Linked DNA regions of Homo sapiens: region 2 is linked to region 1. The links are chromatin contacts, found by Hi-C or POLR2A ChIA-PET in ENCODE. All regions are on one chromosome and are shown on one strand. The core of a region is the stretch at or near the end of the contact, and the rest is flanking DNA. Distances in the headings are between cores, read along the strand shown. Region 1 holds the start of OR2A4 (olfactory receptor family 2 subfamily A member 4). Region 2 has its middle 130 kb from the start of MOXD1.

Region 1 (4,283 bases), core at 350-2,849:
ATCGAGGCATAATGCTCAGAACTACATCTCTTTAGAGGCTCACTTTGCAAGGAAAAAAGAAATCATTCTGCCCTAGAAGGGGGCTGTAGGAAGTATTCACAATGAGTCAATTAATATCAAGATCTCCTGTTCCAGGAAACTGTTACTAAGTATTACAAAGGAAATTTTATGTGCTCACATAAGTTTAGAAAACACTGGCTTAAAGCTGGTATAGAATTATTCTTTCCTAGAGAAATATTTACAGCATTCACTATGCTAATATGAATTGTGATCCCTAGACAGAGGCATCTGATGTGAAGTAAGTCTCAAACTTATTTGACTATAGAACTTATTTTTAAAGTCCTCTGAAGGGACCAGTGTTTTGAGGAAAACATTATGGGAGGTATGGGACTGGATCAAAAGCTAATGAGGATATTGTAAGGGGTATTGTCCTGGTGTGGAGTGGCTGCAGCACAACTTGAAGAGATCAATTTCTAGAATTTCATCCCACATCTGCTGAAATCAGTCATTTAAAGGTAGGGCAGGAGATAGCTCCATTTTAAATAAATGTCTCAGATAATTCTCATGTCCATTGAGGGCAGAGGTCCCACCAGTGCAGAGATGGGTTAAGAACCGCTCAATGATGTAACTTCCTAGGTCACTGTCAGTCACAATGCCATAATCCTTTTCATAAAGCCCTTTCTACTCCCAGCACTCTCTTCAAAGTATTCTTCACTTCTGAGTTCCTAAGACTACAGATAAGGGGATTGAGCATGGGATTAAAGAGGCTGTGAAACAGCAGGAGATATTTCTTCTGCTCCTTGGGGTTCCCATATCTGGGTCCAACATACATGATAATGGCTGTGCCATAAACGAGTCCAATCACACAGAGGTGGGAGAAGCAGGTGCGGAAGGCTTTCCTCTGAACTTCCCTTGATTGGATCTGAAGGATAGCACAGAGGATGCACATATATGAAACTACAATTGTGGACAAGGGTCCCACCAGCCCAGAAATTGCTCCGGCCAAGACCATGTTCTCATTGATGTGGGTATCTGCACAGGCAAGTTTGAGAACAGCCAAGATTTCACAAAAAAAGTGATAAATTTTCTGGGGCCTACAGAAGGGTAAAGGTAGAAGTAACACAAGATGAATCAAGGATAAAAGGACTCCAGTGGTCCAGGAAGTCACCGCGAGGGTGATGCAGACTCTCCAGGTCATGATGGCCAAATATCGGAGGGGGTGGCAGATGGCCACGTACAGATCATAGGACATCACCACCAGGAGGAGACATTCTGTGACAGCAAAAGTGGAAAACAGAAAGGTCTGCATCATGCGGCCCGCAAAGGAGATGGGCTTGGCTGGATGCAGGAGGTTCACCAGCATCCGGGGCACCGTGTTGCAGGCGTAGGCGATGTCGACGACCGCCAGGTGTGAGAGGAAGAAGTACATGGGGGCGTGCAGTCTGGAGTCCAGTGAGATGAGCCCCAGTATGGTCCCGTTCCCCAGCAGGGTGAAGACGTAGAACAGGGAGAAGAGCCCAAAGAGGAGCATCTGAATCCTTGGGCCAACGGGAAATCCCAGTAGGAGGAACTCTCTGATGGATGTTATATTGTCTCCCATATCCCTATGACAGAGGAAATCAAGTTAATGCTCATGGTTTAGGAGAAGTGTTTAAAAACAGATTCATTTTAACTTGTTCGGCACTCTTTGGTGAAGTAGAAAAGTGTTCAGACAGCTGCAGTGAGTTTTTGTGTTTTTAAATGAATGCTTCAAGACAATTTGGTAACGCTAAAATAAATGTTTAAAAAATATATGCAGGCCGGGTGCGGTAGCTCACGCCTGTAATCCCAGCACTTTGGGAGGCCGAGGCGGGCGGATTGCCTGAGCTCAGGAGTTCGAGACCAGCATTGACAACACGGTGAAACCCCATTTCTACTAAAAATACAAAAAATTAGCCCGGCGTGGCGGCGTGTACCTGTAGTCCCAGCTACTCGGGAGGCTGAGGCAGGAGAATTGCTTGATCCCAGGAGGCGGAGCTTGCAGTGAGCCGAGATCGCAACACTGCACTCCAGCCTGGGTGACAGAGCCAGACTCTGTCTCCAGAAAAAAAAAAAAAAGAAAAGAAAAAAAAAACGCGTGCACACGTATACATAGGTTTCTTTTTTATTACGTTAATTTTTTAATAAAGGCTAAAATTTAAAAATAAACATGTCACATATTAATATATCCTTTTGGTCTTTTTTTAAAAAAAATTTGGCTCAGGCCTTTCAGGGATGAATGTCACATGTCAATGTAGTACACAGTTTTTGTTTGATTCAGTGAGCTATCTCATATCCTTCAAATAAATTCTTCTTTTCCTTGGTCGTATTATTCAGAGTTTTTCTCTGTTATGTTTCAGAAACAATGAACACTAACTGATACACATGTCAAAGTCTTAAAACCACATTAAGTTTAATCTTAAAGTGGAAGGTTTAATTAAGGGCGGGCTATACTAAGGTTCGACATACCATCAGCCAAATACACCAGTGGTCATTCACCTCTTAAACTTTCCACTCTTGCACTGATCATCACCTCCACAGCATATATCTCACAAAATCTTTTCTTATCCAAGTGTAAAGACTTATTTTTTAGCCCAGAACATTATTTTTTGTTATTTACTTTCCCACAATGTTTAGATGAGCATTTATGTGAATGACTGAATAGATTTGCACTGTGTCATTATCTAAACACGAAAACAGGATCAGTAACTTTTGTTGGATTTGGGCTTACTATTGATAAACACTCTAGAATACACAGTTTTAAGCATTGTCTATGCAGGTGATTGGCAATAGTTCGATGAATTTATGAGGAATGCTGCAGAAAGAGTCTCTGAATTCTCTGATTGAACTCAGGCCTCCTTGATCCCACAATTAAAATGTTAGCATAAGCATGATATTGTCATTTTTGCTTAAATTTTATTCTCATTTTTTATGTAAAATTATATTGTCTTGGAGATAGGAAGGATGAGCAATAATCCTCCATTTAAATGTCCATAAAATTATAAATTTAATCCTGCAAAACCGACTAAAAAGTATTTCATTTGCATTGGATTTTTCCTACCACCATTCCAAGGATAAGTATTATGCTCATGTTGAAAAAATAAAATAATTTAGTTATTTATTGATTTCTTGTCATTTATTTCATGTTGTCCTGAGATTGGATCTAAACTTTGAGCTCCTAATCATTGCTCAGATTGTGTGGCCTCGTAAGATTGTGCGTAATAAGTAAACAAGCATCTGTACACTTGTTAACTTAATGAGCTTCTGTATGTGACACTTTAAGCCTTTTTAAAAATTAAGTGCTGGGCTATGCTTGGTGTCTCATGCCTGTAATCTAAGCACTTTGGGAGGCTGAGGAAGGAGGTTCGCTGGAACCCAGGCATTTGAAACCAGCCTGGGCAGCATAGAGACCTCATCTCTTTAAAAAAATTTTTAAAATAGTAATTATATGAAAAAAAAATTTTAAAGAAAAAAAGTGCTGGTCTTTTTTGTTAACGTTGAACATTTACCAGAGTCAGTTGCACACAGATATTTCTTGAACTTAAAAAAAGCTACCAGCCAAAATAACCATTAACATATTGATTGCTTTAATATATTAATATACTGATAGATAATATGCTGATATCTATTAATATATTTTAGTCATATTATCCTATTATCTAAAACTATTGGTGAGCAAAATTTGAGCATTAAGAGAGTAGAAATGTACTTTTGCATGATATTAAAGTGTGACGGTAAAAGCAAACAAGCAATGAAAATGACCTTAAATTATATTTGAGCAGAACTCACAAAGGCAGTTAGGAAATCCAGGTGTCTAGAGATGACTGCTGTGTAAGAACCTAGATAATCTTCATATAGAAAAGGCAAACATTTCTACAGTGTGGCTGAGTTTACTGATGGTGCTGGGAACTCTGCTGCCCATCTGAGAACTGCCAAGGAAGGATCTTGCTTCTTCAAGTGCTTTTGAGAAGGGAAGGTGTTATTAAGTCATCACCTCCACAGAGTACCTTCCAATTATCATGAGAGCTTTGTGTGACGCATGAGAAAATAGGCTTCACTTGCACCAGCATGATTTCCATAGAGACATGAAGAACCCAACCACTGTTATTCTTCTAGGGGCAGAGAACTGAGCTTCTGTCTCATTCTGTCTCTGAGGAAGCCACAGTGATAAAGAGAATGAGACTAAGGCAAGAACAGAAAATGCCTTTGTAACTGAAAGGATACATATATTATCTAAAGTAATATCCTGGGACCACGTGGCTATC
Region 2 (4,118 bases), core at 1,408-3,907, 570 kb after region 1:
TCAATTGGATTTTTAATATAACCTATTAGGATTTTGTTTTCTTCCTTTTTTGGAGACTTTCTTAGTCAAATATAACAACCAGAATCTACAGCTTGGCTCACTTCTCTGTGAGCATTCTTATGTTCAATTCCCACTATTTTTAGCTTTATGCAGTTGTTCCAAGAACATACCTTTTCTCAGAAAGCAATATTTTCTCTACCTTCAAAGAGAAAATTTAGAAAACGTCAGAAAACACAGAGTCCCTAAAGTGGGATTTGGCCTGCTTTTTAGAACTTAAAAACAATTGGGTATTTTTAGTCCAGTCATTCTAAACCACAAAGGCAACAGCAGAATTTGTTGCTATAACTATATAACTTGACCAGTTGCAAACCGTCAAACATAGACCCCAATCCCATTTAAATGTTTATGTCCCTACTTAATTAACTTACTTTGTTTTGTAATTAGTTCCACATTTTCAGTCTCTTGCAGTTGAGACTGGGCTTGATCGCCTAAAAAATAGTAGCTCAGGCTGGGCGTTGTGGCTCACACCTGTAATCCGGGCACTTTGGGAAGCCGAGGTGGGCAGATCACTTGAGGTCAGGAATTCGAGACCAGCCTGGCCAACAAGGTGAAACCCTGTCTCTACCAAAAATATAAAAATTAGTCAAGCATGGTGGTATGCACCTGTAATCCCAGGTGCTCTGGAGGCTGAGGCTTGAGAATTGCTTGAACTTGGGAGGCAGAGGTTGCAGTGAGCTGAGACTGCACCACTGCACTCCTGCACTCCAGCTGGGGTGACGGAGTGAGACTCTGTTTCAAAAAAAAAAAGAAAGAAAAAAGAAAGAAGAAACAAAGAAAGAAAAAAGAAAATGGTAGCTCAAAACACTCAATTACTATTTTAAAAGCTTTTTCATTAAAAAATTAAGGTGCTCAGCAGCATTTATAACTAACTGGTATCTAATAGTAAGAGAAATTGGCATGAGATAATCTGGCCAATTAACAGTATGCAGTCACTGCATTTATGTTTTATTGTAGGGATGTGACGAGTTATAAATAAGTAAGAACAAGCAATGCTAGTATAAAGTACCTAGAAATACCTGACCTCTTTGAGGTCAGGAGTCAAGTGTTATTCACAGGGATGAAAATTATTACAAATGAAAGCTGACCATGGTGACTTCTACTGCCTAGGGATGGAATAGGTATTTGAATAATTAGTAGTGGAATAAAAAATCTTTATTCCATTCCCTTCCAGTCATAGAAGCTGTTGGAGAAAAGGAAAGGCTGAAATTACAAAGCCTCTGCTATAGGATAAGACCCAGAGCAGGTGATTCTTTTTTGAGAAAGAACAAATTAACAGGTCTTTTGGAGATGAAACGTAGGCTCAGAAGTGAGTGGATGGTGGAAAGGTAACTTGCAAGACACCATTAGGTCATGGGTTAGATAAATGGAGGAGATGGGTAAGCTAGGAAAGGCCTCGATAAAGGCGCAGGGACTGATTAACGTGACCGGACTTACCAGGGCAATGAAGAGACCCAAGAACAAGGATGGGCAATAATCAATTTTGAAATGTTTGCATTCTGTAGCTGTAAAAACCCACTGGGTTGCACCTAAACTTTGGTAAAAGTCTGAAATAAACACAGTGCCACCAGATGGTCTGGTGAACTCTTAATGATTCTCAAGCATTAGCTCAAATGTCTTCCCCTCTTTGTGACTTCATCTGATCCGCTCATCTCTCAGGAAGTCCATCAGAGAAAAGCCATCTCTTTTGGCTCAGTGCTCTCATAGTAAGTACTTCACACATAACTTGCAGAACTTACTTACCTGCATTATAGTATTGCTTTGAGAATCTGTCTCACCTGTTAAGACTATAAGCTATTTTTAGTTAGGAGCTTTTCTATGCATTTTTGTAACCCTCGAATCCTAGTACTCTGCCTGGCTGGCCCCTAATAAGCATTTAATAAATGTTGGTTGAAATCAGTCAAGGAAGCCTTCTAAGAATAAGTGAACTTTTTATAAAGAAAGAAAAGCTAAAAAGAAAAAGCTTCCATAACTTATTAATCAGATAGATATAGCAATAGATAGCTATAGATAGATAGCAGAAATAATTTCATTAAATTAGTAATTAGTGGGGACTTTTAATGTTTTGTAGGTTGTTAATCTGGACACATGGTACCTTGTACGTGAGTCTCTTGGTGGATCGTGTTGCTATTATTTGTTTTCAAAACTTCACTAGATTTGTAAACATCCTGATGCAAAACTATTTGGTATTCCTACATACATACCCAGTAGCTGCATAGGACGTGACATGCATAGTAAGGATGTAGAAAATATTTAGGGAAGGATACAGGAAAGGGAAGGAAGAAAAAGGAAAAGTTTTAGAAGAGTGAAAAAATTTAAAGGGTAAAATTTTGAGACTACGGTATAAAAATATTACAGAGGTGTTTTTTTTTTCCCCATCAGTTTGGGGGTGTCTGGGCCAAAATAAGGCACTCAGACATGCAAGAGTTTCCATCTTGACAGTGATGGATCCAAAAGGGAACCTGATCCTTTGTCTCCTCCTTGTTCCTCAGGTGCCACATATGCATCTGACTAATGTCAAAACAGAAGGCTGGACTCCTTATATAAAAATGTGCTGGCAAGCACTCCTGTGACCTTTAAAATCAATCATTGCAAATGGGTATTCAAGCAAGAGGAAATGATCTACAGCTGGGCGGTTTCTCGTCTACATCAGCTGGCAAAGAGGCAGACATACAATTACAAGCAGCATGATTTTTGTTTTCAGACTCCCTGCCCAAACCTTCCAGTATTTTCCATAGCTTTACTGCAAAAAATAACACTAGCCTCAAGTTTAACAGGATGTGAAAACTCCTTCCATGTCTTGAGACAATTTCCCTCCTATGCTGTTGCTCAGCTGGTTGGTCTCTTCTTACTCAGCCCAGTGTGATTTGCGTAAATTGCTTTAACAGCCAGATATTAAGAGCAAACATTGGCCTTTCTTATTCCTGTGTTCCTGAGTTTTCTCTTTATCCAAGTGCACCTGGCAATTCACCCAAATCACGAGGTATTGCCTAGGTTGTATTTATAAGCTCAGTGTGGGTAAACACAGCTGATCACTGGCCACTAGTTTTCCTTCCTTGCTGGGTCCTTTCCTTTCCCTTTTCAAGGCTGGCTTCCAACTTCCTACCTTTTGTGGCTCCTTCTGGAAGACCATGTGGAGTGGGATGTCAGGCAGCAAATGCAGGACCTCTCCAGATCTTGAAAAACAAACAGAAAAGATGGTTTCTAGAATAATATTGCTCCTTATTTCTCCAAGCTCCTGCTTGTGAAGCTTATCCTTTTTTGTTTCTGAATAGTTGATAGAAATGGACAGTTTCTGTTTTTCCTCTAATGAGGACACACACATGCATGCACAGTCTCACACACACACACCTTCCTGCAGAAAACATATTTTGTTTCTTTGTTTCTTCTTGGAATAGAAAAGAGGAGGTGGGAAGAGGAAGTTGTTTTGTTTTATAGCACATGTTGTTTTAAGGTTAAAAAAAACCCTGATGTATTGGCTTTCAAAAATGTATATTTTTTCATACCAAAAGTATTAGATTGCACATTTAATTGGTGAATCATATGATATATGAATTATATCTCAATAAAGCTATTTTAAAAATCATACTATATCAGAATATTAGATGTAAGTCATTTTTTTCTAAAAGATAAATTTCAAGTACAAGTAAAATAGGTCAGAAAAGACGCTGCTTTCCAAAGCAATGTTAAGCTTTTCCTTGGCTACAGGAACACAGATGTTGTGAAATCCACCCCTAAAAGCCAAAATGGGAAAGGAAAAGACTCACATCAATATTGTCATCATTGGGCTGGTAGATTTGGGCAAGTCCACCCCTACTGATCTAAACATGTGGTGGGACTGACAAGAGACCCTCTGCAAAATGTGATAAGAAGTCTGCTGAGATGGGAAAGGGCTCCTTCAAGTATGCCTGGGCCTTGTATAAGCAGAAAGCTGAGTGTGAACGTGGTGTCACAATTGATACTTCTCTGTGGAAATTTGAGACCAGCAAGTGCTATGTGACCATCACAAGACTTTATCAAAAACATTATTACAGGCACATCCCAGGTAGAATGCGCTGCCT

Evidence for each region. A loop is a pair of places that touch in the nucleus more often than their neighbours do. ChIA-PET counts read pairs that join two places held with the same protein, here RNA polymerase II (POLR2A). Pooled maps may share reads with other maps.
Region 2: a map of IMR-90 shows a loop between it and region 1 (2.8-fold over the local background). The contact joins the enhancer-like site here to the promoter of OR2A4 in region 1. A Hi-C loop is called at or near these places in 2 of 168 maps with a recorded cell type or tissue (both IMR-90) and 2 of 50 pooled maps. POLR2A ChIA-PET finds 5 or more read pairs at or near these places in 1 of 52 experiments (OCI-LY7).

What each region holds. Positions count from the first base shown.
Region 1 is chr6:131,699,802-131,704,084 of GRCh38, forward strand. OR2A4 (olfactory receptor family 2 subfamily A member 4) reads right to left here and starts at 1,600. Exons shown (of 1, transcript NM_030908.2): 1 at 1-1,600. The coding sequence starts at 1,600. The coding sequence ends at 668. The region is part of intron 15 of ENPP3 (ectonucleotide pyrophosphatase/phosphodiesterase 3); the gene reads left to right. RefSeq lists enhancers at 700-1,285, 1,286-1,871.
Region 2 is chr6:132,268,179-132,272,296 of GRCh38, forward strand. It overlaps the pseudogene EEF1A1P36. Among named protein-coding and RNA genes, the nearest start is that of MOXD1, 130 kb to the right of the region's middle. Within about 2 kb of position 2,658, at least 3 of the 41 ENCODE cell types and tissues checked have a DNase peak (open chromatin) inside an H3K27ac peak, as active enhancers do; they include OCI-LY7, where a contact is called at or near this core.